Regions from separate parts of the Homo sapiens genome. Here regions 1, 3 and 4 are each linked to region 2. The links are chromatin loops, found by intact Hi-C in ENCODE. Cell type or tissue: psoas muscle. All regions are shown on one strand.

What was found. A loop is a pair of places that touch in the nucleus more often than their neighbours do. Peaks named below come from ENCODE experiments on the same cell type or tissue, not always from the same donor. Only the 100,000 strongest peaks of a DNase experiment are listed, where the experiment ranks them.
Region 1: a loop joins it to region 2, with 4 times the contacts of the local background. A loop is called at or near these places in 27 of 110 quality-filtered maps.
Region 3: a loop joins it to region 2, with 3 times the contacts of the local background. A loop is called at or near these places in 5 of 110 quality-filtered maps.
Region 4: a loop joins it to region 2, with 13 times the contacts of the local background. A loop is called at or near these places in 92 of 110 quality-filtered maps.

What each region holds. Positions count from the first base shown.
Region 1 is chr20:13,947,883-13,955,882 of GRCh38, reverse strand. All of the region lies in intron 2 of SEL1L2 (SEL1L2 adaptor subunit of SYVN1 ubiquitin ligase), which reads left to right. Among named protein-coding and RNA genes, the nearest start is that of SEL1L2, 39 kb to the left of the region's middle. In psoas muscle, no CTCF peak of the experiment used is centred here; no DNase peak of the experiment used is centred here.
Region 2 is chr20:13,816,793-13,824,792 of GRCh38, reverse strand. It overlaps NDUFAF5 (NADH:ubiquinone oxidoreductase complex assembly factor 5), which reads right to left. Exons shown (of 11, transcript NM_024120.5): 10 at 7,836-7,918; 11 at 3,213-7,675. The coding sequence ends at 7,583. Among named protein-coding and RNA genes, the nearest start is that of NDUFAF5, 36 kb to the right of the region's middle. In psoas muscle, a CTCF peak has its summit at 4,456 (motif pointing left); a DNase peak (open chromatin) is centred at 4,352; H3K27ac peaks cover 1,944 bases.
Region 3 is chr20:13,992,930-14,000,929 of GRCh38, reverse strand. It overlaps MACROD2 (mono-ADP ribosylhydrolase 2), which reads right to left and starts at 5,414. Exons shown (of 18, transcript NM_001351661.2): 1 at 5,121-5,414. The coding sequence starts at 5,166. It also overlaps a transcript of SEL1L2 not described here. In psoas muscle, a CTCF peak has its summit at 4,904; DNase peaks (open chromatin) are centred at 4,959 and 5,559; H3K4me3 peaks cover 2,217 bases; H3K27ac peaks cover 1,448 bases.
Region 4 is chr20:14,052,096-14,060,095 of GRCh38, reverse strand. The region is part of intron 2 of MACROD2 (mono-ADP ribosylhydrolase 2); the gene reads right to left. Among named protein-coding and RNA genes, the nearest start is that of MACROD2, 61 kb to the right of the region's middle. In psoas muscle, a CTCF peak has its summit at 4,768 (motif pointing right); no DNase peak of the experiment used is centred here.

The DNA.
Region 1 (8,000 bases), 130 kb before region 2:
TCTTCTAAGTTGTGGACTGTCTGAGGTCCTAAATATTAGATTGGTGCAAAAGTAATTGTGGTTTTTGCCATTACTGTCAATGGTAAAAACTGCAATTACTTTTGCAAAATATTAAGACACAAAGAGCAGAGACCCACCTGGCTTATAAAGTCACAGATGCTTATTAAACGTTATCAATCTTATGATGTCTTTGCACATTTTGGAAGTAGGGGATTCAAATTTTCAGTTTATTCTCAACCCAGCAATGATTTACTCCTGTAAATATGTCAAGTAAAGAAGTGAATTTCCATCTCACACTGAATGAAACCAAAGCATTACAATGGCTTGCTTATTAGGCTCTATGGTCTTGCCCTCGTGGTTTTTTTTCTCTGATATCAGCTCCTACTACTGTCTTCTTGATGTTATTGCATATACACTGGACTCCATGCTGTTCCTCAAAAACCCCAGGCATGTGCCCCCCTTTCGTGTTCTCTCTGCTTGGAATACCTTTGCACCCAGATGTCCATAGGGCTCCCTTCCTTCACCTTCATCTTTTCAGAAGGTTCTTCCCTGGACCTTCTCTAAATTTACAATCACTCTCTAAAATTGCAAATCCTGTCAAACACCTTCTTCTATACCCCTTCCCTGCTGTATTTTTCTTCTCAAAATTATCACCATGCAACATACAGTATTTTATTATATTTGTTGTCACTCTCCCTCCACTAAAGTACAAACTCCATGAGAGCAAGGGTTTTGTTTGTGGTGTTCATTGCTGTTATCCCCAGCCAATAGAACAGTGCCTGGTACATAGCAGACACTCAATAAATGTTTATTGAATTAATGAGTAAATCTTAAATCTAAATGGAGGAAGTAAACTGAGAAATATTAATACAAATTAAAAACCCCTCTGTACATTGCAACCTTTTCTAAACCCCTCTGAATATAGCTCCTCTCTTATCACTATAACTACCACATCCCATAATTAGCAGTGGGATTGTTATTAGCAGAAATAGATGTGAGCTTCACCTAAATCTCAGTTTGTCTTCAGGCAAGTGGAGAATGAAGGAACATCCATTTCTTCAGGTCATCTTGCTTTCTCTTGTGGGCTCTTGGCATCTTGCAAGTCAGTGCCTGCTGAATAACACCTAAAATGGCCTTTGGAATCCTCTTACTGCTTGAGAACAAGGATGCTGCCCAGACCCATAAGCATCTACCCAATGCCCAGCATTAGAAGATGAGACCTCCAGAGTAAAGATGGGAATAGGCCCCTTCCAACCTTGTAAAGCCTGGGACAAAAGAAAACTAAGAACTATTCTAAGATATTTCAGAATATTAGAAAGTAAAACAAAACAAAACACAATACAAAACAAAACACTACCTTTGTGTCAAAGATTGGGGTAAATGTTCCAGGGTAGCCTGTTTGTAGATTGTATATCTCACTCAATTCCATTGGCCCAAGCACAGATGGCAGAAGTGAAAAGCCCAAAGTCTGCAAACACCTCTACTGCAAAGTGCCCATATATGCATGCTATCCTACAACCAGAATAGAGTATCCTCAGCTCACTGAACTTACCATAGTGTTACATGACTCCTTGGCAATGAGCAGGATACTATTTGGCTGAAAGCACCCTCTCTCCATCTCTACCCCCAATGTAGGCTTGGCAAATTCTGGTTATCTTCCATAATAATTACCATTTACATTATAATTTTAAAAACACACTCACCTAAGTGGAGCTGCTCTTTCCATAGTTTTTCTCTCTTTCTGGCTTTACGACTCTACAACTTCCAAAAAAAAAAGTCATCTACTCCTCCATTCCCCGACAAAAACTTTTTGAAAACACACATACACACATGAAAAAAATGTTTAAAGATAATTTGTCTTGTGTTAAGGATCTAATTTTTTCAGGAGTTCTGTGTGCTATTTCCTTCCACATTAAAGAATGATCCTGATTACAGAGGTAATAAACCCCCAGGTATGTAATGTACCATCGGGAAGTAACTGAGGCCCCCTAAGGGAGCAACTCAAGTATATGGCTGAGGGACCATTTTTGTTGTAGGACTTTCTCCTTAGTTCAGCTAAAAACAGGGTCCTTGTCACACGACCATGAAAAATTAGGCTTGCAGACACTTTGAAGGGCGAGAAGGGCAGGGTTTATTGGGTGAAAAGGAAAAAAGGTGGGGAAACAGGGACTTTCAGCAAAGCGAGAGAGTGTACTTCCTGCCAGTGGGCTCACAAATTAAATCCAGGTTACCAACCCCGGAATAGGAGAATCCAGACTCTTCCTCCCTGCAAATGGCAGGAACTTCCCAAGGATTCACCTCATTCACCCAGTATGCAGCCCAGTTGGAGTTTCTCCAGGGACCCTTTTACACCTGGCTGTCTCATTCCCCCCTCTGCAGAAGTACATCTAACTGCTGTTAAAATAAGGATAAGGATAAGGACGAAGACCGATCTTAACTGCTTCCTGCTGACAGGGGGCGCTGTTCTGGGGGAATGGCATTGGAGCTCCCTCAGAGGTCTAGCTAGCTAAGGGTACCCGGCAGAAAGGGCCATCCTCCAAAGCTCCAGTTGCATGACCATTTGGAGTTTGATAGCCTGAAGGTGAGAAGAGACAAACCAGGTTATTAGAAAACACGTATCAAAACGAGAAAAAAGGGATGGGTAAGGACACATCAAAAATCCCAAGGCCTTTTACCAGTTTGCACAGGGAGAGGGAGGCCAAAAGCCCGACTGTAAAAAAAACTTTTACCCTTTTGCCAGCATATCAAGCTTCTGGGTTCCCTTCCCCTGAGCCCAATCCTAAGCCAACCAGTCTAAGGTTTGGGAAATTAACTTTTCCCAGTTTGGAGGATGCATCTGACAGGAGTGTCCTGAGTACAGAGACAAAATTACCTATCAGTGAAGAGAGGAAAGAGGAGGAAAAAAGAAGGCTTTCACTGCAAGCCTCCCAGGTTTAAGCGATTCTCCCGCCTCAGCTTCCAGAGTAGTTGGGACTACAGGCACACGCCACCACACCCAGCTAATTTTTATATGTTTAATAGAGATGGGGTCTCACTATGTTGGCCAGGATGGTCTTGATCTTTTGACCTCGTGATCTGCCCGCCTTGGCCTCCCAAAGTGCTGGGATTACAGGCGTCCAGGCACCGCGCCCAGCCAAGGAGGCTTTTTTAAAAAAGGAGTCCCAGGGGTTCAGGATGCATTCAAAAGGGGTATAGATTGAAGATGAATGGCTACCCATCTAGAAAGACGGGAGCAGGCATCCCTGGTTCCCTTCTCTTCCTAGCAATACCTGGGGTATGTGAAGGAGAGAAGGAAGAGTGTCCTCTTTCCCTCTTCTGTCCTTGAATCATCAAGTCCCAGTGAACTTAGCAGGTGCCATCCATAGGTGCCAAAGTAGCTTGCACCCATGAAGCAGGGAGGGCCTAGATAATAGGAATTAGCTGCTCTCACCTATGTCTCTATCCCACCTACTATCAGTAGCCTTGGAGTTCCCTAGACCTCATTTATGCCATGGATACTAGCATGACCCTTATCCATGAAATGGGAGGCTTGGCTTTATTGGCAGGAATTAGCCCTGCTTACCTGCACTGTCTTTTAACCTCTGTTGTTGTCTGCCTCTGGATTCCTTAGATCCAGTTTTCTTTCCTAGGGCTTTGACCTGAAGCTTGGAATTGAGTTTGGGAAAAAATGTGTCTTGGTAGGGGTACATGGACTCCTTATCAGAAGCCAAATGCTGAGGTGAAGGTGTGGAATTGAATCCTCCTCCAACAAGGGAGAGAAAAGCATGTCTTGTGACATGCCCAAATAACTGGTGGCTATAGTTATGCTTGCTAAGATTTGGGTGCATGGTGCTTGGCTTTGGTTAGCTCCCTTGGTCTTCCTTTCCCAGAAAGGAAACCTCTGCGTGATGAGTATCCTGTTTATTTCCATCACCTGGCAGGATTTGCAGGATAATTGCTCAGAACTAGAATATTGATCCAGATTTTTACATTACCCATCCCTTTTGTTCTTTCTGAGCTGCAGCTGGAGATTGCTTGGTTGGTTGATTGATTGGTTGGTTCACAGGAACAAGCAGGGGTAGTCTAAAAATATAAACAAAAAAAACAACTAATGAGTTTAGAATTTAATGACAAATGTATGATGAGTTTTGAAATATAATTTCTCTCTCCAGTCCTCATTTTTGTTAAAAAACAATCATGATAGGACTGAGTTGTTTGCAAAACAGATTATTTGCATAAAGTACAGCAAGAATCACTATTTCTACATAGGCTAGATTTTAGTCTTTTTTTTTTTTTTTTTTTTTTGAGACAGAGTCTTGCTCTGTGACCCAGGCTGGAGTGCAGTGGCATGATCTCGGCTCACTGCAACCTCCACCTCCCGGATTCAAGAGATTCTCCTGCCTCAGCCTCCCCAGGCTGGGACTGTAGGTGCGTGACACCATGCCCAGCTAATTTTTTGTATTTTTAGTAGAGACGGGGTTTCACTGTGTTTCGATCTCCTGACCTCGTGATCCATCTGCCTTGGCCTCCCAAAGTGCTGGGATTACAGGAGTGAGCAAATACACTGTATTTTCTTTCTAATCAGTATTTTCTTTCTTTCTTTCTTTTTTTTTTTTTTTTTTTTTTTGAGACGGAGTCTCGCTCTGTCGCCCAGGCTGGAGTGCAGTGGCGCTATCTCGGCTCACTGCAAGCTCCGCCTCCCAGATTCACGCCATTCTCCTGCCTCAGCCTCCCGAGTAGCTGGGACTATAGGCGCCCGCCACCACACCCGGCTAATTTTTTTGTATTTTTAGTAGAGATGGGGTTTCACCGTGTTAGCCAGGATGGTCTCGATCTCCTGACCTTGTGATCCGCACGCCTCGGCCTCCCAAAGTGCTGAGATTACAGGTGTGAGCCACCGCGCCCGGCCTCTAATCAGTATTTTCTTTCTAATCACCTAACTTCAGGGTCGTACTTCTCCAAATGTTTCCTTTCCCTTCATCTTAACTGAAACCTAGTTGTCTCCTGATGACTTCTTCCCCTGTAACCCTTTCAAGCATTTTCTAACACAGTCCACTTATATTGGTTCAGGATAGGGTGGTAGGTATCCTTCTCCCTCCCTATTGCCACATTCTCATTGGGAAAGTAGTAAGAGATGAAGATAGAAACGTAGCTCGTGGTCTTTCTCTCCCAGGAGCAGAGAGCTCCTGTCTACATTGGAGATTTCAGTATTCATGAATCGTAGCAGCTCAGTTTCATTACTTACATCTTCTTGCTTCCAATAGTCCCATCCTCCTTAACACTCCCATGGTCATAATCTAAACTGTGCCTGTTCCAGATGAAAATTTCAGGTATCCAAGTCTCTGATGGCCACTGATATCTTTCCAGGTTGTTCCATAAATGCTTCAATCCCACCAGGACCTCAAATCGATTTGCCCTTTTTACTGCTCATTGTTCCCCTCACATGCTCATTTCCCTTATTACTTGGCTGAAAGTTGATACCTCATCACCCCAGGACCACAGGATCTTTTCCAAAGCCTGTGGGAACAAAGCTGTTTCAGAAATTAGGCTTTAAAAAATTGTGGTCAAATATACATAACATAAAATTTAGCATTTTAACAATTTTTAAATGTACAGCTCAGTAGTGCTAATTACATTCACACTGTTGTGCTACTAATCTCCAGGACTCTCCATCTTGTAAAACCGAAACTCTATATCCATTAAAAAAAAACAAAAACCTCTCCATTCCCCTCTCACCCCAGCCCCTGGCAATCAACATTCTACTTTCTGTCTCCCTGAATTTGACTACTTTAGGTACCTCATCTAAGTGTTCATACAGTGTTTTTCTTTTAATAGTTGACTTATTTCACTTGGCATAATCTCCTCAAAATCTATACATGTGTCAGAATTTCCTTCCTTTTTAAAGCTGAAATATGTAATCATAGTTCATTCATTCATTCATTAATGAATGCTGATTGCTTACACATTTTGGCTATTGCAAATAATGCTGCTATTAACATGGGCATACAAATACCTCTTCAGTACCCTGTTTCAATTCTTTTGGGCACATACTCAAAAGTGGCAATACTGGATTATAAAGTAATTCCATTTTTAATTTGTTGTCTGATCATCATTTGTTTTCCACAGTGGCTGCACCATTTTACATGCCCACCAATAGTCCACAAGTGTTCTAATGTCTCCAGCACTTGTTCTTTTTTGTTTGTTTGGTTTTTTTTGTTGTTTGTTTTTTGTTTTTTGTTTTGAGACAGAGTCTCACTCTGTTGCCCAGGCTGGAGTGCAGTGGCACGAGCTTGGCTTACTGCAAGCTCGGCCTCCTGGGTTCATGCCATTCTCCTGCCTCAGCCTCCCGATAGCTGGGACTACAGGCACCTGCCACCACGCCTGGCTAATTTTTTGTATTTTTAGTAGAGATGGGGTTTCACAGTGTTAGCCAGGACGGTCTTGATCTCCTGACCTCGTGATCCGCCTGCCTCCGCCTCCCAAGGTGCTGGGATTACAGGCGTGAGCCACCGCGCCCGGCCTGTTGTTTTGTTTTTATAGTAGCCATTTGAATAGGGTGTAAGGTGGTGGCTCATTGAGGTTTTCATTTTTGTTTTCCTAATGATTGGTGATGCAGAGCAGATTTCCATGGGCTTGATGTCCATTTGCATATCCTCTTTGGAAAAATGTCTATTCAATTCATTTGCTCATTTTTTAATTGAGTTTATTATTTGGTGAGTTGTAGAAGTTTTAAAATATATTCTGGATATTAACTTCTTATCTAATTTGCAAATATTTTCTCCCAGTCTGTGGGTTGTCTTTTCACTCTGTGGATAGTATCGTTTCATACACAGGAGTTTTAAATTTTGATGTAATCTAATTTATCAATTTTTATTTTTGTTGCCTGGGCTTTTGGTGTTATACGAAAACTGACCCAATAGTTCCATAGATAGTTTTTTGGATAAACATAGAAATTGACCCTTCTGGTCTTAAAGCTTGAAACTTATATTTGTTTTATCTGAGTTCTGTTCATTTCTTCTCTGCTATATAAACCCTCGGTTTCAGTTGGTCAGGGAGACGGATTTGAGACTGATCCTCATTAAAGCCTTCTTCCTTGGCAATACTAGTTGTCTCAATCACTGGTTTTCTGTGCAGTGGCTTTCTGTGTGGCATGCAGTAGGGCCTAGACCAAATCCCTGATGTTTCAGTAACAATAGCCAAGAAATCATTACCAAATCCAATGTCATGAAAATTTTCTCCTATGTTTTCTTCTAAGTATTTTATAGTTTTGTGTCTTGTATTTAGGTCTTTGATACATTTTGAGTTAACTTTTGTATATGAAATAAGGTAAGGTCCAATTTCATCCTTTTGCACATGGCTATCCAGTTTTCCCAGCACATTTTGTTGAAAAGACTGTCTTTCTCCACTGAATGGTCTTGGCACTCTTTAATATCATTTGATCATATATGAGAAGCTTTATTTCTGGGCTTTCTATTCTATTCCATTGGTCTATATGTCTATCTTTGTGCCGCACTCTTTTGACTATTGTAATTTTGTAATAGGTGTTGATATTGAGAAATTTGAGACCTCCAACTTTAGTCTTCTTTTTCAAGATTGTTTTGGATATTCAGAGTCCCTTGAGATTTCATTTGAATTTTAGAAAAAATATCTCTATTTCTGAAAAAAAAAAGCCATTGGGATTTTTATAGGGATTGCATTAAATCTATAGATCGCATTGGATAGTATTGACATCTTAGAAATATTAAGACTTCCAATCTATGAACACAAGGTGTGTTTCTGTCACAGGATCCTTGGAGTGTCACTTTTCCAGCTGGAAGCCTCTGTGGCTGGTGGCACCTTTGCCCAAGTTTTGCTCAGACCTGCTGTGCTCATTCTGGCCACTTGGCCTGGCAGGCTGCACTTGGCTCATGCTACCAGCCTGGACCCCACAACTGCCAAGGGCGAGCCAAGCATGGAGTGGTGAAGGGTGCATGAGTGAGCACGGGGTCCAGTCACTGTGCACAGCCAGGCACACCAGCTGC
Region 2 (8,000 bases):
CAGCAGTTGAGTAACTAAACACAGGTACGCTAGTTAGTGGTAGAAAGGGGATCCAATGGGAGGGTGTGACTTCAGAACTCATGCTAATCTTAGCCACTACTCCACTGGGCCACCCTATATCTAATAATAGGTGAACATCTTGTCTGGATGGGAATCTACCCTGCCCCATGACATAATGCCGTCAGCTGCGCTGCAGGCCCTGCTTTGACCTCACATCATGGTTCTAGGCTTACTCTCTAAAGTCAGGCCCTTCCCTGTCTCTCAGTCCCAGCAATTGTATTTCTGCCCCATCATTCACATGCATGTCTCTTTTTCCTTGGGACCCAGATTCCTCTGAGATAGGAGTCTAGCTTTGAATCCCAATTGAGTGGCTGATCCTTAGAATTTGCAGCTGAACGTGCCTGATGCTAGCTGCCTGTTCTTCCGGTCTCCTGCTGTGCCGTGCTCACAGGGGTCATAGTGACTCTATCTGGGCTTTCCCTGGGGCTGTTGGAACCCTGGTTATTGCAGTGCCAATGCTCAAGGAAGCTAAACAGTTAGCTGAAGAGGCAGAATTCATGAACAGGAAATGATGTACAAAGTGCTAAAGGAGATGGAACTAACCAAAGTTCAAGATGGCCTGGGACAAAAAAAGAGCTGGATATGAAGGGTGACAGCTCCCAGTAGAAGGGACCCAGAAGAGTTTGGAGTGCAGGCAGTTCTGCAGGGACAAGGATTCAAGGACGGGGCTGAGCAAGTGTTGGAGACAGTGGGTGCAATCACCTGACTGGTTCTAATATGCGGCTGGAGTGTTCAAGGGTATGGTGGAAGGGAGGATGTGAAGAAAGGCTGGGAGCTCACAGAAGGTTTTGACTTGCAAAGAAGGCAGCACACTACAATCATTAATTGTACTGTTCCCTTCACATACAAGACTGAAGTCAAAATTGTCTCTGTCACTTATGTGACCTTGGAGAAGTCACAACCTAAGCCTGTTTCCTCATCTAACAAATGGGGACAATAGTACTAATATCTCATAGGGAACTGAGGATGAAATGTGAATTGAGAATGGATATCTAAGGCTTAGCACACTGCCTGGTGAGAGCACAGTAAGGGCGCCTTCAAGAGGGCTTTACCAATCCGTAACAACTGTGTACAGGTTCAAAGAAGCCTCCTTTGTGGAGAACCATGAGTGTTCAGCTGGCTCCTCAGGAAATTACATGGACAACCAGTACTTTCGTATCTATTTCTTCACTTGGCCCTCCAGAGTGCTGCCACCTGAAGCCTGAGCATTTCCTGTTCTGCAGCCAGGACTTGTCACCTAGACAAGTAACTGGGAACTTTGTGCAAAACTAAGGGACACTTCCCAAATGCTGAATGCTTGGTGCCTATGAGAAAATGTCATCTTCCATGGAAAATATAGAAGGCTATCCATGCTGGACATATAAGGGTCTGGGGCCCTCCTTTGTGACCCAGAAACTTAAAAATGAAAATGCATTCTTTGGCGAGGCACGGTGGCTCACGCCTGTAATCCCAGCACTTTGGGAGGCCAAGGCAGGCAGATCACCTGAGGTCAGGAATTTGAAACCAGCCTGGCCAATGTGGTGAAACCCTGTCTCTACTAAAAATACAAAAATTAGCCAGGCATGGTGATGCAGGCCTATAATCCCAGCTACTTGGGAGGATGAGGCAGGAGAATCACTTGAACCCGGGAGGCGGCGGTTGCAGTGAGCCGAAGTGGCACCACCGCACTCCAGCCTGGGCGAGAGAACAAGACTGTCTCAAACAACAACAACAAAATGCATTATTGAGCTGGGCATCGTGGCACATGCCTGTAAGCCCAGCTCCTTGGGAGCTTAAGCCCAGGAGTAAAAACAAAAACAAAAAAACCCAAAAAACCCCAGCATGCTGACTCACTTTTTAAAGATTAAGGGACCCAAAGTAAATCATGCTGTGCTTCCTTCTTAAATCTTATCCTCAGGGGAAGTCAAAGTCTACTTTGAAGGGAAAAGAAGTCCCCAAGGTCAACAGAGTCTGAGAAACTGTAAAGATGGGAGGGCTTCCTGTCCACTTTGCCTTGGGACCCAGGTTCTGGGGTCAGGCTGAAAAGCTCCTCTGAGATCATCCTGTCCAATGGCTCGCAACCATTTCCCACCTCTAACATGAGCTCCCTCTGGCTGTGACTCTCAACCAAGGAGAGAAAGGTGGAAGTGTTTGAAAAAGCCCTTCAGGAACGTGAAAGGCAGGCTGGTAGCCTCCTTTGAGACTCACCAATTAGCAAACCTGTAATTTTACAGATGAAGATATTGAGGTCAGAGAGATGGAGTCTGCCCCAGCATTAGGAACAAACAGGACCAGCACTAAACCCAGACCACCTGACTCCCAGTCCCCGACCTTTCTTTGACTTCCATAGTTTTTTATGGCAGACTGGCAAGTCTTTCTTTGGAATTCTCCTCTTCCCAATCTCCCACTCACAATCTGAGCACAAACACTCTGAGCACAAAAACAGTACACCTGGTAAGTGTTCCTGATATTCTACCACCAGACCTGTTCTGACAGAACTAGCAACGGGCATCCTGGCCAAACGTGTGATTCCTGAATGAAGAGTCTAGACACTGGCCGGGTTACAATGGCCACTTTCAAAGTGCAGGCAATTTACTTTTGCCTGGTTTTAGCAGTGACTAACAATGTACGATCAAGTCTGGCTTTAAAGAGTCCTTGTTATTTCCACATCCTTGTACTCATTTGTGAGCCTGGTAACAAGTATGCAGTGTCAACAGTCCATCCTAATGAGCTGTCGCAACTCAACAGCTACGGCAGAAGGGAACTGGCTGAAGAATCTGTGTGCAGTTATGTAGCTCACTGAATTCTCATGGTCTTCCCAAATTCTCTGATTTCATTTGGAAATTAGCCCATCGAGGCTTCCAAAAAATTTATCCTAATATTCCCAGGAAAGAAAATTTGAGGCCTACTAAACTTAATGTGGGAAGTTAGTTCCATTTCAAGATATCATGGAATCAAACCTCCAGGCAAGAGCATTTCAGGTCTGGTGTTCTCTGAGAACAAAAGTAATACAGTTTATGTTAACTTTACCTAATTGTAAATAAGGGGGCTATGTTTTATGCTGAAAATAACAACTCAGAATACCTTGCCCACCCTAATACACCTCCTGAAGACAGTGTATCGCGTATCAGTTATCTATTGCTGTGTAACAAATTACTCTAAAACACAGTTGCTTAAACCACAAACATTTATCATCTCAGTTTCTGTAGATAAGATATTTGAGAGTGGCTTAGCTAGGTGGTTCTAGCTCAGGGTCTCTCATGAGGTTGTGGTCAATGCATTGGCTGGGACCACAGTCATCTGAAGTTTGGGCCTGGAGAATTGCTTCCAAGATGGCTCCCTCACATGGCTTTTGGCTGGAGGCCTCTGCTCCTCACTTCTAGGTCTTCTCCATGGAGTTGAGTGGCCTTACAATATGGCTGCTGGCTTTCCCTAGAGTGAAGGATCCAAGAGAGAGTAAGGAGGATGCAATGCCTTTTATTACCTAGTCTCAGAAGTGACACACCATCTATTTGTTGGAAGGGAATCACTAAACTCAGCCTGTACTTAGAGGGGAATGAAGTGTCCCGTCTTAAAGAGAAGCATATCAAAAATTTGTGGATAGATTTTAAAACCACCACAGATGGCAAAGCATTATTTTCTTATTTGTTAACAGTAACTTATCAGTGTTCACCCCACCTTCTAGTATTTTCAAATTGATGTTTTTTAAACCAGCATGGTAAAATAACTGTCATGTATGTATTCAGGTAGAGAATTAAAATATACCAATATCTGAAAAGGCAAGTCTGCTTATGATAAATTTCCTGAAGATTAATTTCACATCATTAACCACAACCCCTCCCCAAAAAAGCTCAAAATATTTCTTAAGCAAGAGAGGCTAATGGTAACTTACAAAGGAACAGAATAATAATCACTGCATCAACTATCTTTCTTTTTTCCAAATATCTACTAATATTCACTTCTTTCCTTCACAGAAGCCAATCCACGGTAAAATACTTTTATTCCACTCCTACTTAAGGAATACATAATCAATACAAAAATTGTACTTTTTTTTTTTCTTTTTTGAGACGAGGGTCTTGCTGTTGCCCAGGCTAGAGTGCAGTGGTGCGACAGCTTGCTGCAGCCTTGACCTCCTGGGCTCGATCAATACTCCCACCTCAGCCTTCTGAGTAGCTGGGACCACAGGCTTGTGCCACCATGCCTGGCTAATTTTTTTTTTATTTGTAGAGACAGGGTTTCATCACGTTGCCCAAGCTGGTCTCAAACTCCTGGGCTCAAGCAATCCTCCCGTCTCAGCTTCCCAAAGTGTTGAGATCACAGGTGTGAGCCACTGCAGCCGGCCAAAAAACTGTACATGTCTTTAATGCAGGTCATACTGTAATTGCTTCCACCTAGTGGATGAAAATGGTACTAAAAGAGTTTGAAAAAATATATAAACTTCCCTCACAGGTACTTCATGACTCACACACTTCTGTAACTTTTTACAATCATATCACATACTTGATGTATATAGGTAGCTTACATCTCAATAAATCCTACAAATTCTTCCTATAAAGCAAAAATTCTTTTGTAGGTATACATTTTCATATTTACCTTTGGAATTCTCCAGGCCAACCTGGAATATTGCTAAGAACCAGGAAATAAGCCAAACAGTCTCCTGGCAGCCAACAGGTGTCACGGTGTGCACATACTAGAGCCCTGTCAGACTGACAACTATAAAAGCAGAGACTAGTTGGATGCCTGGCACATGAAACTCAATGAAGATCTGTTAAAGGAACCAATAAAGCTCATGAATTTTATTCCAAAGGAGTCTTTCTCCCAGAACCTAGTTCCTCTTTCCTACCTTAATACAAAAGTCCTAGAAATCTTTCAGTATGAATTCTAATCTTATAGCTAAACAGAGAAGAAATGACTCAAGAAAGTTCATTTTGGTCAAGGTGTTGAGATTGACAACTGACAGCAAGTAAGAAAAGTGCTGGAAAAGACACAAAACCAACCACAGCATTCTTGGGACCAGTCTGGGAAGAAGCAATACAGACAACTTGAGTTTATGATATTATCTGTGGGGTTATCAAGAAATGGTTATTGGCCAGGCCTGGTGGCTCACACCTGTAATCTCAGCACTTTGGGAAGCCAAGGTGGGCAGATCACAAGGTCAAGAGATTGAGACCATCCTGGCCAACATGGTGAAACCCCATCTCTATTAAAAATACAAAAATTAGCCAGCGTGGTGGCACGCGCCTGTAATCCCAGCTACTTGGGAAGCTGAGGCAGGAAGAATCACTTGAACCCAGGAAGCGGAGGCAGCAGTGAGCCGAGATTGCGCCACTGTACTCCAGCCTGGAGACAGAGCGAGACTCCGTCTCAAAAAATAAAATAAAATAAAAAATAAAAAAATAAACCAACAAAAAAGATGATTATTTATCATATACCATTTAAGAATGTAACATTTATGAAAAATTTTTGATAAAGACCTTTTAAAAGTTTCATTGCTTAAAAGGATGAGCTCTTAATCATTTGGAAAATGTGGTTATTCAGAAAAATTAGTTTCCTGAGGGCTCCAAACAATAAAAGCTTAATAGCACACTTCCAGCAGATTTAACTACAAAAATAATTTCACTAGTGTTATACACACTAAAATAAGTGTTTTCACTACAATCACTCACATTAAACAATAAGGGTCCTCAATTAGCTGTGTTTGATTTACTTAATTTTTTTAAACAAATGGAGCTTTTTTTGGGATAGCCAGAGTAGAGTAATCCTTAGCTCCACCCCACCATCCACATATAATTCCGTTGACATTAAATAAGCAAAAGTAATATTCTTGCTTGGAAAATTCAAATTTTACAGGAAGTTTAAAAAGTGAAAAGTACAAGTCTCCCTCCTAGTTTCTATACCCCTGACAGACATTCAAACAGAATGACACAGACACACCCAGTTCCTCAGTCCCCTTCCTCAGCAACAGCCACTTAACACTGAGATGTGTTCTTCAAAAACAAGTATTAGTGCACAAAAACACATGTCCTTTTGGAAATATAGACCCCTGGAATTTACCCATTCCTCCATCATCAGTTTGCACTTTAAAACACAGGGTTTTTGGTGGATTTTTCTTTAGATGAGGTCTCCTCTTTTGCCCAGGTTGGAGTGCCGTGGCACAGACAGCTCACTGCAGCCTTGAACTCCTGCCTGCCTCAGCCTCCCAAGTAGCTGGGACTACAGGCATGCGCCATTGCACCTGGCTAGCGCAGTTTGTTTTTTGTTGTTGTTCTCTCTCTTCAAGTTCTGAAAATTAAGCTAAAAAAAAAAAAAACCCCAAAAAACAAAACGCCAAATTCTACTTCACAGGTTTACTTTGTGTTAAAACAAAAAAGCTACCAAGCGTATCCCAGTTTCAAATATCGATGATTTTTCAAACTGAAGGGAACAATAATTTCTTTTTCTCCTACAAATCTTGGTTTTTAACTATAACTTAGTCTTTCAAAGGGCAAGTTTGTTATATAATTAGTTCAAAATGTAACTGAATATCTACTATGTGGAAAGTCCCATGTGCTACGTACAGGCTAACACACAGCCCCCACCCATGGACAGCTTGTTGCTAATACAGTAAAGGAGGGAAGGAAGGCAGAAGAGAGACTGAGAGGAGACAGAAGGAAATGCTATTATAGATCACTGAAGGCTGAAGATGAGGCTAGGGCAGTGCCCAGGTTAAATGGAAAAGACAGCGAACAGCTAACTGGAAACAAAACACTTAGCGCTCACTCCTGCTTGCTTCTCAGCCTTCTCCCTGCTTCCTCTATGTTCTTCTCACCTATCCTAAGCTGTCTGAGCTTGATTATCTCCAAATGATTTTGAACCCTCCTCGACAACAACAGGACTGTGAACTTGGATTAGGATAATAGTGCTTAAGCCCTGAAATTACAAAGGAAAGCTTAACAATAAACTGATGACTGTGCAGAGACTGTTACATGTGATTCTACTTCTGGTATTCTTTAAAATGTTTTCTTCTTCCCTAAGGTAGGGTGGGGTGTAAAACCATGGTGGTCCCACCCACACCATGGAGATAAAAAAGAAATAAGGTTAAATTCAGATGCTTTAAAAAAAAAGAGTTGAGGAGGGATTTAATAAAGATACATGCTCTTCTAAATTCTAAAACCACATAACTCTGGAGAAGGTGCATATTCATCTGTTCCTCTTCAAGGCAAAGAAAACAGTATGACAAATGAAAAAGGTGTAAAAGGTCAGCATGAGTAATATTTTCCAAGGCATTTACATATGTGAACATTATTTGCAAATATTTTAGGGAAATATTTTCTTTGCTTTTAGGCTGAATCTGCAAAGACACTCAGCAGTATCCTTATGAGAACAGAAACAATATGAAACTGAAATGGTTACTATAGATGTGATATTAGGTTTTCCTAATTATATGAAAAGCCTATTAGTAAATAGCTTAGAGTGCTTCTTGCTTCAAAATATAATAATTTTAGATGTTAAAGCTATCCATTTCTGATGAAAATTCTGGACGACATTAACACTGAATAAATATTTATTGTGATTTTTTCCCCGGTGGCATAAGGTTGTTTATTTTTCCTAGCTCTCCAAATGACACAGTTGCGGAACCTCTTTCAGCTGGTCTTGCCTGAAAATAATAAAGATTAAAGATATTAGAAATAGATAGATAATACACAGCCCCAATTAAAGCCCTTAATGCTGTCTTACATTACCCCTTCCCCCAAGTTAGTAAACAATAATCTGAACACGAACCCACTAAGAAAAGTGATCCATCTTAGTAACGTTACCTGTGACTCATGATATTTCCATCCTATCATGTAATAGATCTGGTATGTAGCAGGTACTGAACCATCTTCATTTCTGTACATTTCTAAAAAGACAATAATGGTTAAAGTCTGAAAAAATGCAAGTAGGAAAAAATTTCTGCTCAATAAAGGTCATGTTCTTCAAAA
Region 3 (8,000 bases), 180 kb before region 2:
ATATGGTATGAGAAGAGGAATGGCCACAGAAGTGAAAAGTAGCCGGAAACAAAAGTAAAACAAAACTGTACAGGGACTTGTATGCCATAGTGAGCAGTTTAACCTTTATCCTATAGACTACTAATATTGAAAGTTGATTATGCATTTCCCAGAGGGTGTATAAAACAACCCACTAGGACACAGGAAAACATGCAAATAATTCTATTTACATTCGTTTTTCACCTAAACAAGGAAGAAATATTTACCAATATTCAATGTATAAACTGACACTGGCTTCTTCACTCTGTATGTCAGCTTTCATGTCTCCCATACCATACCAATGGTCTCCACGATGTAGAGAGTGAGAGAGAGAGACAGTTATTTCTCATACTCTGCAATTCTCTTTCAGTGTATCACAAGGTACTGCAGTTTAGATAAATGGATGCAGGGATAGTTAGTATCTAGTTTAAGGTAATCTAACCTTCAAAAAATAACCACTTTAAAAGACTATTTCACAGAAATAAACTACAGAAGTATTAATGTAAGCACAAGTGAACAGAAAATGGGGAACCAATATTTTTCCCACTCCTATAACTAGAACTTCAGCCACATTAGGAGACAAAAAAAAAAGGTATCTTAATCAGAGGTGACATATTCACAAAAATTGAGTTTAAGGTACCTATAGGACATTGAAGAAGTTGAAATCAAGAATCTGGAAATTTAAAGAGTGGTCTAGCCTAGAGACTTTAGAAAATATAACCTAAAATTCTAGTCCTAAAGGAAAAAGAAGAGGGAACGGAAGGAAGCATCAAACCTCAAAACACAGTATTTAGGAAGTGGGCACAAATAGGAAAACAATGAAATAAATCGTAGTTGTCACCATGGGTGCAAGTTCCTGGTACAAGGAAACATTCAGAAAACAGAGTTGTTTTTTTCTTGAGACAGAGTCTTGCTCTGTCACCAGGCTGGAGTGCAGTAGCGCGATATCAGCTCACTGCAACCTCCGCCTCCTGGGTTCAAGCGATTCTCCTGCCTCAGCCTCCTGAGTAGCTGGGACTACAGGTGCACTAAGGGAAATACCACAGACTGCTACAGGAAGGTCAGAAAAAGTGAAAATTACTTAGCCATTAACCTGCTTTTATCAATGTGGTTACCAACAGCATGGAATAAAGAGGAAAAGTGGTTAACAGAGCTGTTTGAGTTGTAATCTAAATGGTGCAAATCTGTAGGTTACTTAACCTCTTTATGTTTCAGTTTCCCTTCGAGGTAAGTAGGCAGGTATTATTCCCAACTTATAGATAAGGAAACTATAAACAACGTCAAATAACTTACCTAAAGTACCACAGCTAGTTAAGCAGTATAAGTAGGACTCAAACCCAGGCAACTGGTATTCAAAGCTCTTAACCTCACAATATTTCGCCTCATATAGTTTCCTACCTCATAGGGTTGTTGTGAGAATTAAATGAGATAATCCATGTAAGCTACTAAGAATAGTACTGAGCATACAAATGGGGCTTAAATATTAACTATTCTTACATGAATACTATCATGACTGTTACTACTGAATGACTTCAGGAACATTAGTTTCATTAGAATATAACGGAAATCCAGAAGACAATGAAGGACTGAGCAAAAGAAGGAAAGTGAGAACAGCAACTCCAAGTTCACGTGAAGCCCTATGAAAGAAAAGTGACTCTAAGGTGGAAGAGATCCGAGCACTGTTACAGGCAATGGAGAGGAACCTGAAGACACCAAGAAATTAAACATACCCAAGAAAGAATACATGATGGTGCAAGAACTCAAAGAAGATATGGGATAAAGAGCACAGCAGAAAGATTCATCTTACACACAAGGAAGAAAAGTCCTTCCTCTAAGATAGAACAAAGTCAAAAGGACATGTAAAGGAACAGACCAATGAGACTATGCAAGAGGATGTTAGGGCTGTTCATATTACATGGCATTTATTTTCTCTGTGAATTTTTTTTTTTTTTTTTTTGAGACGGAGTCTTGCTCTGTCATTCAGGCTGTAGTGCAGTGGCGCGATCTTAGCTCACTCCAACCTCTCCCACCTGGATTCAAGCGTTTCTCCTGCCTCAGCCTCCCGAGTAGCTGGGATTACAGGCGTGTGCCACCACGACCGGCTAATTTTTTGTATTTTTAGTAAAGACGGGGTTTCACCGTGTTCCCCAGGATGGTCTCAATCTCCTGACCTCATGATCCACCCGCCTCAGCCTCCCAAAGTGCTGGGATTACAGGTGTGAGCCACCGCGCCTAGCCCTTCTCTGTGAATTAAAAAGGCAATGTCATCTCTTTAGTATGGGGGATAGGGTCTTGAGAGAACAGGAAACTTGAAGGGAATGGTAAATTTAGAATTATCACATAAAGGCAGAAAAGGGAGATGATTAGCAGTATGCCAAAGCAGTGCTAAAAAAGCTCAGATCACAAATAAAAAATTATTACAATATTACTGAGCAGGTTAAAAGACATTATGAAGCAACTGACAGTTTTTGTGAATGTCAAAAGGTACATACAGAAATGCAACCTGGCCTCTGTTGTTCCAGTTATTTAAAAGTTGAAGTGTGAACACTTAAAAACGAGATCAATTTAAAACAAAACAATGAAATAAGTTGCAATACTTGAAAATGCACATTAGTGGTTCTGAATTAGGACTCAAAATACTAGATCAAACATGTTTATTTAAACATATGTGGTCTTCAGAACTCCTTAATTACTTGTTTAAACAATGAAACATACTGGAGGCCACAAATATATATGCATTTTCTTTGTCATTTCATAAAACTTTTATTTAAAGAATGCTTCACCTTTACAATGAGTCCTTTCTCTGTGAACCAAGCAATTAAGTAGGCAGACCTATTTATTAAATGGTATACTGAGTTAAAAATATGTTTATAGAATGCCTTGACATTTCAATGAGGTAGGTAAGCCTTCCTTTAGCTTTAAAGGACAGCTGCAAAAATACTATACCATCAGCTTCCCAGTGGGCTGAAAGGAAAAAGGTCATGCATCCCATCAGCTTCTCTAATACTAACTATGGTACTAGAAATCCTTAGCTCTTCCTTGGGGGTATAATATATATTTTATATTTAAATATTCCAAACATAGACATCCTGAAAAAAAGAAACACTGAGATATGCATTAAAGTCTTCGTATCGCAGTAACGTTTTCCTTTAACATTAAACTTCATGCAAAAATAACTTAGTTTTGGATAATTACTTGTTAATTGCCTTATTTAATGGTGCATTTGCTTCCTTAGGAAAAAAAATTGGTTATATATTCTCCATTATTAGAAGAAAAGAAATCAAGACATTAAAAAAGATTCTAAAATGCCTGCTGGTCACAGTCCAACTGTGTAGATGTTAAATGAAGGAAACATTATAACGTTATTACTTGAGGAACACTGTTTTTCTATTATGACAGAAAAATAGTTCTTAAGTACTCACTATAATTTCATCAATGATTCATGTTACTGAAAACAATGTCTATGTCTTCCACTGTTTTGCCCTCATTATCATCAATTATACAAAGCGAACATTTCAGCATCATCAATAAACATGGGCATAAATGATTTTTCAGTGCTCACAAGGCAAATCCTTGTTGAAAGTGTGTTGAAACTAAAGTAACTACTACTGAAAAAAACAAAGCAAAATTATTTTACACTACTTTATCTATCAGGCTATTACTCTCGACAGCATTTGATTTATAACACCAGAAGTGTTAGCTCTCTATAAACCCATAATTATTAAAACATAATTAAATGACTAAACTTTCAACATTTTTAAAGATCATTTTAATTGTGTTGTTCGGTTCTATTATTAAATCTTCCTGCAGTAAATTTGAAAAAAAAAATTCCCTCCTCACGCCTTTGTTCGTGCATTGTGGAAGCCGATCCTATATAGTGGATTCTTTTTCCACATTAATTCCCTTTCTTACCTCCACTGTTTTGCCTTCGTGTTCATAAAGGCCGGGACTTGCAATAAAAATCTACAGGTTTTAACGAACTATTAACAAGGAAATCAACTTGATACCTAGTCACCCCTATATCCTTTTGTAAAGATGAGGTACCAGGAGAAATGCGCACTACCCTCAATAGACCTCACCCTTGCTATACAGGTTTTAGTTTATTTTAGCAATAGGAGTGCAAGAAGTTTTTGCTACATTTCTGTAAATAGCTAAAGAATGAAAAGGAAAGAGGTGTGAAAAGGAGGGTGAAAAACGCCAGAGACACTCAAGTTAGAATATTACCAAACTGTGATGGGATAAGCGGGAGATCTTGGTGGGAGACGCTGGATCGTACACTTGTGTTTCTTAAAGAATCAGTGCCACTGTCAATCTAGCTGATTTAGATAAACCTTATACGCACAAAATTCAGAGATGGGTTCATACAGAGTGACATTAGTCACAAAATCTTACTCTGAGCAACTTCAGCCCATGAATGGGGATGGAATACAGAGAAACACACTGTTGGGAGAACAGCCCATTCAGACTTCTCTGAAGGCACTTATCCTCACGGACAACACGCTCGTTTTAGGGCTCCCCTAGAGTTCCAGGTTTCAAAAGTCACGCTGCGGCAGCGAAGGAAGGAAACCTAGACAAGGGGTAAACACCCGATGGTGGGTACGCTTTGCCATTCGGGGGCTGGGGGGACAGGGGCGAGAAGGAAAGAAATGAGGGTGCACGGAGCGCGGAGGCACAGCGGCAGCTGCAGCCTGAGCGCCCGCCGACGGGCACCTGTCCGCGGGACACCCAGGCCGGCAGTGCCCAAGTCCCAGCTGCGGTGCAGAGGAACTTGTGCCGCGCCCGGGGCTGCCGCCTGGGGGTCCCCGCCGCAAGCGAGGCGAACGCAGCACCGCCTCGGGAGAAGGTGACGGGGTGCCGAGGGCAACAGAGAGGGGCGTGCGCCCACACGTGCGCGAGCTGCAGGTGCCCAGGGGCGGCGCGTGCACGCCGGAGTGCGCGCGAGTGTGCGCGTGTGTACACACGGACACCGGAGGGAGGCGGCACCGGCCGGGAGGGCGCGAGGCGGGAGCTCGGGCGGAGGGCGCCGCGGCACACACAGCCTGACCCCCGCCCCCACCCTAACCCCCACCGCCCGCACCCCCAGGACTCGACGGGCCGGTTACCTTTCTCCTCTCTCCACACCTTTTTCTTCTTGTTGCTGGGGTACATGTTGCCGTGGGGGTGGCTGGCTTTAAGCTGCAAGTTCCCCAGGCTCACGGGCAAACAGGGTGTGTGTGGAGTGGGAGGGGTGGGAGGGGGCACTCAGCAGGGAAAAAGTGAAAGAGGCTCTGCGTCCTGCGCTGCTCGCCGCTCGCCGCTCTCCAGTCGCCGCCCTCCTCCCTCAGCCCGCGCTCGGCTCCGGCTCCCACCCGCCTCAGCCCCGCGGACGCCGCCACAGCAGCACCTCAGAGCCTGTCAACTAGGTCACGCCTCGCGCTAACCTAACACCCGCGCAGGCACCGCCTACCAGCCGCTAGGCAGCGCCGCCTCCCATTGGCTGCACTGCCCGCCGCTCTCCGTGTTCTAGCCACGGCGCGCCCCAACTTGGGCCCCAGGGCGCACGCGCAGGCGCAGGCTCGGGCTCGACGCCGACGACGCTAGGGAGCTGGAGGGGGCGGAGCCAGGGAGCGAGGGGGCGGAGCCAGGGAGCGAGGGGGCTGGAGCTGTCCTCGAGACGTGGGCGCGGCGTGAAGCCGACGCCTAGTGGGAGAGGGAGGTGGACCGCGCTTACCGCTGGCCTCTTGGAAGACTTGAGGGCGTGGCCTGTAGAGCCAGGTGCGCCAAGTGACAGGCGAGCTAGCGGAAAGCCGCCTCAGGGACTTGGAGGATGTAGAAGTGGGAGGAGACCGAGGGTCAACACGAATTGTCCGTGCTCACTCCAACTGCCCTGTTGAGGAGGATTTTCACCAGGTAATCTGATGCTTTCCTCTGGGTGGGCAACTAAAAAAGACCAAAAGAAATGAAAGTATTGGCAAATGGTTCCACATCGTATGCAGTTGGCTCCTCAAACCTGTAGTGAAAATTACAAATTTCATTGGAATTTGGTGAAGTTTAGAAAGAACAAATGTAGACTGCGATACTCAAGACGGTTTTAAGAACCAAGAAGTTGCGGACAACCAAAATGTTATATTGAAAACACGTCTTACGTCAAAACAAATCCAGATGCCTGTTAACCAGAGCCGAGTGGTCTTACTTTATTCTACCAATTGCTTAATGTTAAGACGCAGGTCCAAAAAGCTGGCTTGATTCTGGATAATACTCACCTGGCGGGTTCTGAAAATCCAGTTTCACTAAAGTCCGCCACATGAGTAGGGTGACCTATAATTTAGAAGTTTGGTACCCTCCCCCCAAATTTGTTGTGTTTCTATATATCAGATCATCTTCAAGGCTAATTGAGTGGATGTTGTAAATCCACATTTATTTGGCAGTTTGGGTACTTGTTATATATATTGGGCAAATAATTATTTGGAACACATTTTTAAAAAATAATAGAAGAGAAAAGGAAGAAAGGGGGGAGGCCCCAAAAAGAATTGTAAAGAATGGAATATTTTTAGTAGTAGGACACTCTCATAAGGATGATTCACAACATGGTAAGGTAATTTTTGTTTTGTCTTTTTTTTTTTTTTTTTTTTTTTTTGAGGCAGAGTTTCACTCTTGTCCCCCAGCTGGAGGGCAATGGCTCCATCTCAGCTCACTGCAACCTCTTTCTGCCAGGTTCAAGCAATTCTCCTGCCTCAGCCTCTGGAGTAGCTGAGATTACAGGCATGCGCCACCATGCCTGGCTAATTTTGTATTTTTTTAGTAAACATGGGTTTTCACCGTGTTGGCCAGGCTGGTCTTGACCTCCTGACCTCAAGTGATCCCAAAGTGCTGGGATTACAGGCGTGAGCCACCGTGCCCAGCCTGTTTTTCTTTTAATGCTGTGAAATACGAAAAAAAATAGATTTGGGATAAATAAAGAAGGCTTCAAGAAGGAAGTGACATTTGAGCTAGTAATAAAAATATGTACTTATTTATTGGCACTAGAAATAGAAAGAGGTCTTTGATTAGAGACATTACCAGGGAAGAATAAATAAAACCTGATAATGCAATAGATTTTGAAAGAAAGGTGAGGAAGAAAAGAAAAACATTTCATAGGATGGGTAAGGGGGCAAAATAGCAATGCTAATATTAAGCAATATGGGAACAGTTGCAGATTTTGTAGAAAAGATATTGACTTCTTATGTAGAAATGTGAAAGGTAAGACAAGTACATCATACTAGACACCTTCCCTTCAACAGAGAAGCTGTTTGCACTCCAGCCTCCAGCCAGTCCTTCCACATGTGCTTTCTTAGGAACATTACACTATTGATTATCTTTTCTTTCATGTCAGCTCAAAGAACTGGAACTTTTATTGTGTGAAAGCACATTAAAAGTATGTAGAGGGCATTTGTTCCAGCATTTAGTATTAATCACTCTGACAAAATACCATTATCATTCAAAACTGTTAAATATTTAACATCCCTAAAGTACTTGAAATGTGCCGTGTACCAAACTGAACTCATGCTCCTTCTCCCAGTTTTCCCCATCTCTTCGAATGGCTCCATTACCCGTTTAGTTGAAAAATCTGGAAACCTAAGCACCATCCCTGGTACCTCTTATAACTTCACTCTCATATCAAATCGGTTGCTATACCTACGCAATTTTATTGAGCGGTCTGTATAAGTCTGGAATCACTACTTTCCAACAGCATTGCAGTAAACTTAGTCTGAATTTAGCTGGACTATTGCAAAGACTTCCTAAGTGGCCTTCATGCCCACTGTTGCCCCTCTTCTGTCCATTGTCTAGACTGCATCTAGTGATACCTTGTCAGAAGTGATCACGTCTTCTCACTTCTGTAAGTCATTCAATGACTTTCTGGTGGTCTTTACTATGGACTGACTTACGTGCACCCAAAATTCATATGTTGAAGCCCTAATCTCCAATGTGACTAAATGTGGAGATTAGGTCTTTACGAAGTAATT
Region 4 (8,000 bases), 240 kb before region 2:
AATCTGTAGTCATAACCTATAGTTTTCCACCATATTTAGAGTAAGTTCTAAGCTTATCATAAGCACGTAAGGGTCGAAAAGATTCAACCCATCTTCACCCTCTTTGTTCCAACCCAACTAAAACGCTACCCTAAATGCTGTTCCCTAGATTTACACATGTCTGGGTCTATTACTGACTTCCAAGTTACTAATTCAAATGTCACCTCCTCAGAAAAGCATCCCTCATTATCCTACCTAAAGTGGTCCCTTCTCCTCATTCTAGCATTTTATCTTCTTTATAGCACTTATCACATTCTGAAATTATTTGCTCATCTATTTATCTGTTCTGCGTAAAATGTAAATACTTTGAAAGCAAAAATCCTGTTTCGTTCATGACTATCTCAAATGCCTGACAAAATTCAATCAGTAATATTGAATAAATGTTCTTCCAAAAAATGAAACCTCATCAGGGCATTGGCTAACCCCTCTCCCTGAACCACTCCACCCAGCTTCATGTCCCATCTTATTCAAGTCTCAGCTTATATATTGCTGCTTCAAAAAGGACTTCTCTGACCAACCTAACATAGCCTTAATCCGAACTGCAGTCATTCATTCTGTATCACTTCACCCTACTTATTCCCATCATACTACCCTTCAAAATTTAAAGCATCTTATTTACCTATTTTTGACCATCAACAAGTTGATGAGATCAGGGGTCTTGTCTTTTTCACTTATATTCTTATTTGCCTAGGACAGTGTCTGGTGCTTAGTAGGTGCTCAATAAATTTTTGAGTGAATAATGATTGTAAATATGTTTACAAAAAAGCATATGTCTGAAATTAACTCGAGATTAAACAAAATGCAAAAATAAAAAATTGAAAATAAAGTTTAATCTGAATCACGAACTACATCATTAAAAAGACAGAGGTGAGAGGAAAAAGAATGGGAGAAGTTAAATTGTTTCACCTTAAACTGGGGAAATTAATGTATCTTTAATAGTGTTAATTCAAAAAATATAGGCTCAAATATTTGAAAAACATAGAAATAGTTTTCAGGAGAATTAAAGTTAACCCTCTACACACGTAGAAAGAAAACAGTTTGCATAACAGCAATGAAGCATGAGAAACTAAATGAATAAGCCAGCAGTTAAAATATGAATGAAAATGAATAAAACAGGCCAGACGCAGTGGCTCAAGCCTGTAATCCCAGCACTTTGGGAGGCTGAGATGGGCGGATCATGAGGTCAAGAGATCGAGACCATCCTGGCCAACATTGTGAAACCTCGTCTCTACTAAAAATACAAAAATTAGCTGGGTGTGGTGGCACATGCCTGTAGTCCCAGCTACTCAGGAGGCTGAGGCAGAAGAATTGCTTGAACCTGGGAGGCAGAGGTTGCAGTGAGCCGAGATCACGCCACTGCACTCCAGCCTGGTGACAGAGCGAGACTCTGTCTCAAAAAAAAAAAAAAAAGGTAAAAGGAAAAAAGAAAAAGAAAAAGAAAAATGAATAGAACTCCTCTAGTAAAAGTCAAAGAAAAAAGGAGTCAAAGACTCTCAATATAGGAAAAAACTCCATAAGGAAAAATTTTTTAAAAAAAGAGGGCAAAGATATAATCAACAAATGAAAATAAAAACAAAACCAAAATATAAGAGAAAAAAGTTTCATTTTTTTTTTTGTATTTTTCTAAATGTACCCTGCCATACAGAGGACAGAGAAGAGGTAGGACTGAATGTGAGAACATATAGGCAAACAATTAGCAGAGGGTATTATTCACTGACATTTTCAATAGGTAATACAATCGTGATTAAGTTTCACTGAATTTCTAGTTATTTTAATATTATTTAATAATAATATCCTCACACTAAAGCAGTATTTTTTGCTTACCGTAATTTGAGTTTTATTGAAGCATACATATATGCAGAAAAACTCACAAATCATAAATTTTACAACTCACTGAATTATCTCAAGGTCAGTATACCCATGTAACCACCACCCAAGTCAAGAAAAGGAACACTACTAATACCTAGAAGCCCAATACCACTTCCCAATCCCTATCCCTTCCTCATCCATAAAAGTAGCCACTAACCTGAGGTCTAATAACCAGTTTTGCCTGCTTTTGTATTTTATAGTTTTTAAATTCCTAGTTTTGCCTGCTTTTGAATTTTATATAGGGAATCATACACGGTAAGTATTTGTGTCTAGTTTATTTTGATCAACATCGGTTCATGTAATTTATCTTTGTTGTTGCACGGGGCCGCAATTCATGCATTTTTATTGCTGTACGCATTACTATACAGCACTGAATTAAATCTACCATAATCTGTTTACCCATTTTACTGCTGATGGCCATTTTTGTTTCCAGGTTTCGGCTAATACAAATAATGCTACTTTGAATGTTACTGTGCTTGCCTTTTAGTGGGTATCTGCATGAATTCCTATCGAAGTTGCTGGATATATGTATGTATACACATACCCACAGCTTTAGCAGGTGTTGCTAGTTTTCAGAAGTGATTTTTACAATTTATATTTTCCCACCAGCAGCAAAAAGAGAGGTGCATCGCTCTCCACTTTCTGCTAATACTTGGTACTGTCGATCTTTCTAATTTTAGCCATTCTGCTGAGTGTTAATATTATGTCTTTACAGTTTGAACTGACTGCTCAAATCTCTTTCCCATTTATTCTATTGGGTTGTCTGTCCTTTATACTGATGTAGGAGTTTACATAGTATGGATATAAGCCATCTGTCAGATATATATATTACAAGTATCTGCTGTTACTGTTTTGTTTTTCTCTTATCAGTAACTTTTGATGACAGAAATTCTTGAACTGTCAACAGTCCAGGTTATCAATCTTCCCTTTTATACCTGTGAGTTGTGTGTCCTGTTTAAGAAACATTTTCCTACTTCAAGATTATAAAGTACTGATACTTTCAGTCTGATAGAAAGATGTAAGATATTCTCTTATACTGTCCTCTAGGGGCTTATTTTACTTTTCACATTTAGATCTTCAATCAAATGTGCATGGTGGGAAGCAGGGATCAAGTTTCATTGTTTTTCCCATTTGGATATCCACATGATAAGCAATGTTTAATGAAAAGATTGAATATTTTTAATTGATGAAGAATAAAATATATTATGAAGATATCAATCACAAACTTCTAAGAATCAAATAATGTAGCAATAAAACGTTAAAAAACAATGAGAAAAATGACAAACACACAACAGTAATACAAAACTTTAATAAAATTATCATAAATACATGATAGCTGAAGCACATAAAAAAAAAAAGAGATCTGAATAAATATATAAAACTGTATACCCTTCAGAGGACTCACCTTCTTTGTCAGTGCTTGGGGCACATTTTAAATACTGATCTTATATGTATCACCAAAAAAGATTTTAATTCTCAAAAACCAGAAACTGTACATTCCTTATTCTCTGATTATATTATACTAAAAATGGAAAATAACAATTGTAAACACATACATTTCATCATTTTTAAATACCCTCTTAAGTAACTTTTAGATCAATGAGGAAATTGCAGCTACATTTTATTGAAAATCTAGAAAATAACAAAAACAGCATCTTCTATTATATGGCATTTACTCAAATCTGTAATTTAGAAGCAAATTTAGAGTAATAAAAGCTTTTGCACAAAAAGAAAAATGGAAGTACTAAGTTGTTAGAAAAACCTGGAAGACAAAAAAAACAGGTAAAATTATTTTTTCAGTTAGCAAGCAGAAGAATAAAATTCAAAGGGCCATTGCTTTAAAAAAACAATAAAATACATATATACCTCCAATCTAATTACAATCTAAAAACAGACAACACAAGACATAACATAAATGTAATGATAAAGGGGGTTTTGTCACATATGGAAGTCAAATATCATAAGAAAATTCTATACATAAGTGTTTGCTAATAATTTTTTTAAACTGAACAAAACAGACAATTCTTAAGGAAAACACAAATTATCATATTATCCAAAACCTGAGAAGACCAATAACTATAGAATAAACTGAAAAAGTCATGAAATAAATACCTCTATGAAAGGTCATGGGTAAAATCTAATTATATCATATATTACCCATTTACAATCTGCATAATCAATCAATCAACAGAAATGTCGGTAACACAGTCTGGGGTTCTTATTAAAAACTGGCATCCATTAATTCATTTACTCATTCAACAAATATATATCCAATGAGGACCCTGTGTGTACTGGCCTCTGCTAAATACCAGATACAAATATGTACAAGCCAAACATGATACCTGACCTCTAGAAGTTATAGAACACAAACAAGTAAACAGGTAATTACAACAAATTGAGATGTTATATAAGAGGAGAAGGGACAGGTTTAAAAAAAAAAAAAACAGTACTGATCCCTACTCTCAGCAATGTTGGGGAGAAGAGGGTGGAAGAGACAGCTGGTATATGTTGAATGCCTGCTCTTTGCTGTCTGTGTCAGGTGCCACAAAAAGACATTCTCATTCATTCCCAGTAAGAACTCTGGACAGGTAACTTGCCCTATGCCCAGACTGGTAAATGGACAAGTTTTAAGGATTCATAGTCAAATGTGTATATATATGTATTTTTTTTTTTTTTTTTTGCTCCTGAAACTTCTGATCTTTCCCTAATGCCATTAAAGGAGAATAAGAATAACTAATGGAAGAGCAATAAAAGAGAACACCAAACAAAGGCTGTGGCAAAGGATCAGTAGAGTCAAAAGAGAAAGACTGTAACAGGCTTACAAGTTAATTAATGCATTTTTGGAAATCGATCACTAGAGGGCGGCATTGCAAAGACTATGAATAACAAGTCACAAAAAAAAGAACCAGAGTAAAACTATAAAGAACGCCAATGTGTTTAATCCATTTGTAAGTACTTTTTAGAATGCTTAAAACATTATTTCATGTTTAAGACAAAATAAACGCATGTTTTTCTTTCTTAACCTGAAATGTGTAGAAAATATTTCCTTGGAGTTTCACAAAACAAAGACTACTGTAACATAGTAGATGAGTAAGTCCATAAATACAAAATCTAATTTTATAAACTAGCTTTGGTACAGCAGCTTCTCAGTTTGAAAATAATCATATCGACCTTTATGTTTTCTTTTGTCAACATACTAATATTAACAAAATTAACCCATATAGAACTATTTTCAGAAAGGCAGTCTATAAATAATTATATCATAGAGTCAGGAACCTGAACTTTGAGAAAGTGCCTTTAAATGAAAGGCAAAGACAGATAAATAATTCTTCTAAAATAAAATCACTGCCTGCATGTTCTCATCTCTGAGTACTTCACAATCCAGAGTTTTCTGGCCCCATTGAAATTGTTCTGGACAAATTTACCAGTGGCAATTCTTTACCAAATCTGAAGGATTCCTTGCACTTTTTATGTTTCTACACCTCTCTGTGACATCTGACACAACTGAACATTCTTCTTTAGTGAAACACTAATTTCTTGCATCCAGCATAACCCTCACCATTATACTTTTACTCTATTGGCTCCCTCCCTGGCCACTTTTAAAGTTTAAAAACTTCAAACCTTCTTAAACTTGGGGAGTTTAAAACTCAGCCCTTTTCTATCACATCTTTTCTTTAAACAAATCTTCATTACATGGAGCACTTGCCAAATCTCATTCTCCAGCCAACTTCTCATAACTGTGTGCTAGCTACCTCTGCTTATCTCTGCAGCTCCTCTTCTACCATCCAGCCTTCTACTCTAAGATGTTGCTACAGTAAATGGTCTACAACTTGCACTCAGCTGGAAACTCCCCTCTTGGAGCTCCCCCATCCACCTGCTTTTGGAATTCCTCCTCATCCTTATACATCTTGCTAAATTGTCATACACTCTACAAGTTTCCCCAGTATTCTCCAGGAATCATTCCCATCCTGGTAGCTTTCACTATTGGGTGGATCATACTAGATTCCAAATACTCATTTGGTTTTATTTCCCCACTCAATGTGGTGGGGGAGGCAGAAAAGTAAACAACCAATTACAATAAGTGCTTTAGATAATCCTGAAAGAGTACGATTACATACTAAAAAAATTAAAAACTAAATTTAAAAACCACCCACACAAACCAATTCGCAAGATGGTTTCTATATAACATAGTTACACTCTTAATTTCCAAGTATTAATTTACCGTTTAGGATCAGGGTTTATACCAACACCAAGCTCAACATTTAATAGAAAAAAATCAATATCCTTAATATTACAACATATTTACTATTTAAAAATTTTTATTTTGACATATGCACTAATATAAGGTCTGTTAAAATCTCAAGGAAAAGAGAAAATCATGATTACGCATCACAAAAAGCACAGTTATTTAAGTGTAAAAAATAAAATTTAAGTTCCATCACGCTATCTATGGGAAACAAAATTGAGAAAATTGACCACAATATGAATAGAAATCACCATACTTCATCTTGAAAAATTAGTATTTATTGACAAAAACCCACAATAGTTGGTTTTGAGCACTAAAGAATTTTAAAGTGGAAGTGAAGTACCTTACAAAGCTCTCGTGATAAACACACTGTACTTTTTAGGTTTGGGCAGATGCTATACATTTTCATTCATCCTTGGATGAAATGGAAGCAAAAGTACCTTCATTCACAGAGGACAAAGAGCAGCTCGGATTGTGAGAAGAGTTTATGACAACTGCCCACAGCAGAGACATAATTCCTAGGACTGAAGCACTAGCTGTTTTTCCACATTAAAAGAAGACCAGCGTTTTTCCATCAAGACCCACAAAATTCAATCATTCCTTAATTTACTCCCTTTTCAGTTTTCTACCTTCATTCACTCTAGGAAGGTCTCTTAGAGTTACATATACAACAAAAATACATATTTCTATCACCCTTTTTGTCTGTTTGCCTTCTCTCAAACAGTATTTCTTTTTCCTTCTTCAAAACAGACTTTTCTCAAAGGAGTCTTCAATGAGTCTTTCTTGATTCAAAATGGACTGGAAGACAAGGTGGGATAAAAGGCTCTTTTCCTAGAGCCCAAGCTAGAAAAAAAAAAAAAAAAGAAGAGGAGAAAATAATACAAAATTCTCTCTTAAGAGCAACATTACTTATTTTCACTGAAACAGAAAAGAAAAAAAAAAACTCTACTATTATATGGTTTCATTTCACTTACTTTACCTTGACCAATTTTATGCTCACTTATCTTTGTTTACTTCCACTTAACAGAGTTGTTACAGGAGTAAGTTCCAACTGCTGTAAGTTTTCAAAAACAACTTCCCCACATACTAATGCATACTTTTTATATTATCATTTAAAAAGGACAACAGAATTATGAATTATCAGCAATACAACTGAAGATAGTGTTTCTAAAACTTCAAATAAAAGAATTTCTTAGAAAACCTCTGAGAAATTCCCTGACATATGGTTTGCAAAAAAAAAAATCTGTTTGCAATTTTTTAAGCTGCAGTGAGGCTAGAGCTGTCCTGGAAGCCATTCTCTGAGCTCTTGGCACTTAAGTTTCTGGTATTCTAGAGAAAAATCAGGAACTTAAGACTTAGGGAGCTCCAGTTAATTAACTACTTAATTAAAACGCACAGCATTGTTAACATCTTCATGCCTGAGAAATAAATCAGAGTGTGAAATGGTTAAATAGCCAATTAACATAACCAAAGAAGAGATCATCAACAAGTTAGTTACAAATAAGATTTGTATTAAAAATATTCAAAATATTTAAAATTTAGTACAATTCACAGATCTAAACATTTCCCATTGGTTTCTAAGAGTTATTGATAGCTAATACTATTATGTCAGCATGCTGTGTACCTAAATGTTCCTGATGAATCATATTATCATGTAAATGAGTCTGCAATTCGAAAACTCTGATACAACTTAGTTATGAAGATGACAGAAAAGTTGTACGGGAACAGAAAAAGAAAAAAGACAGAAAGACACTAATATTCTTTCCTAATTTCTCTACCACCCTTGGAAAAGAAGGCCACTGCTCTACCCCAACACACCCATCTTCCTCTTCTCTCCCCCTCCCAA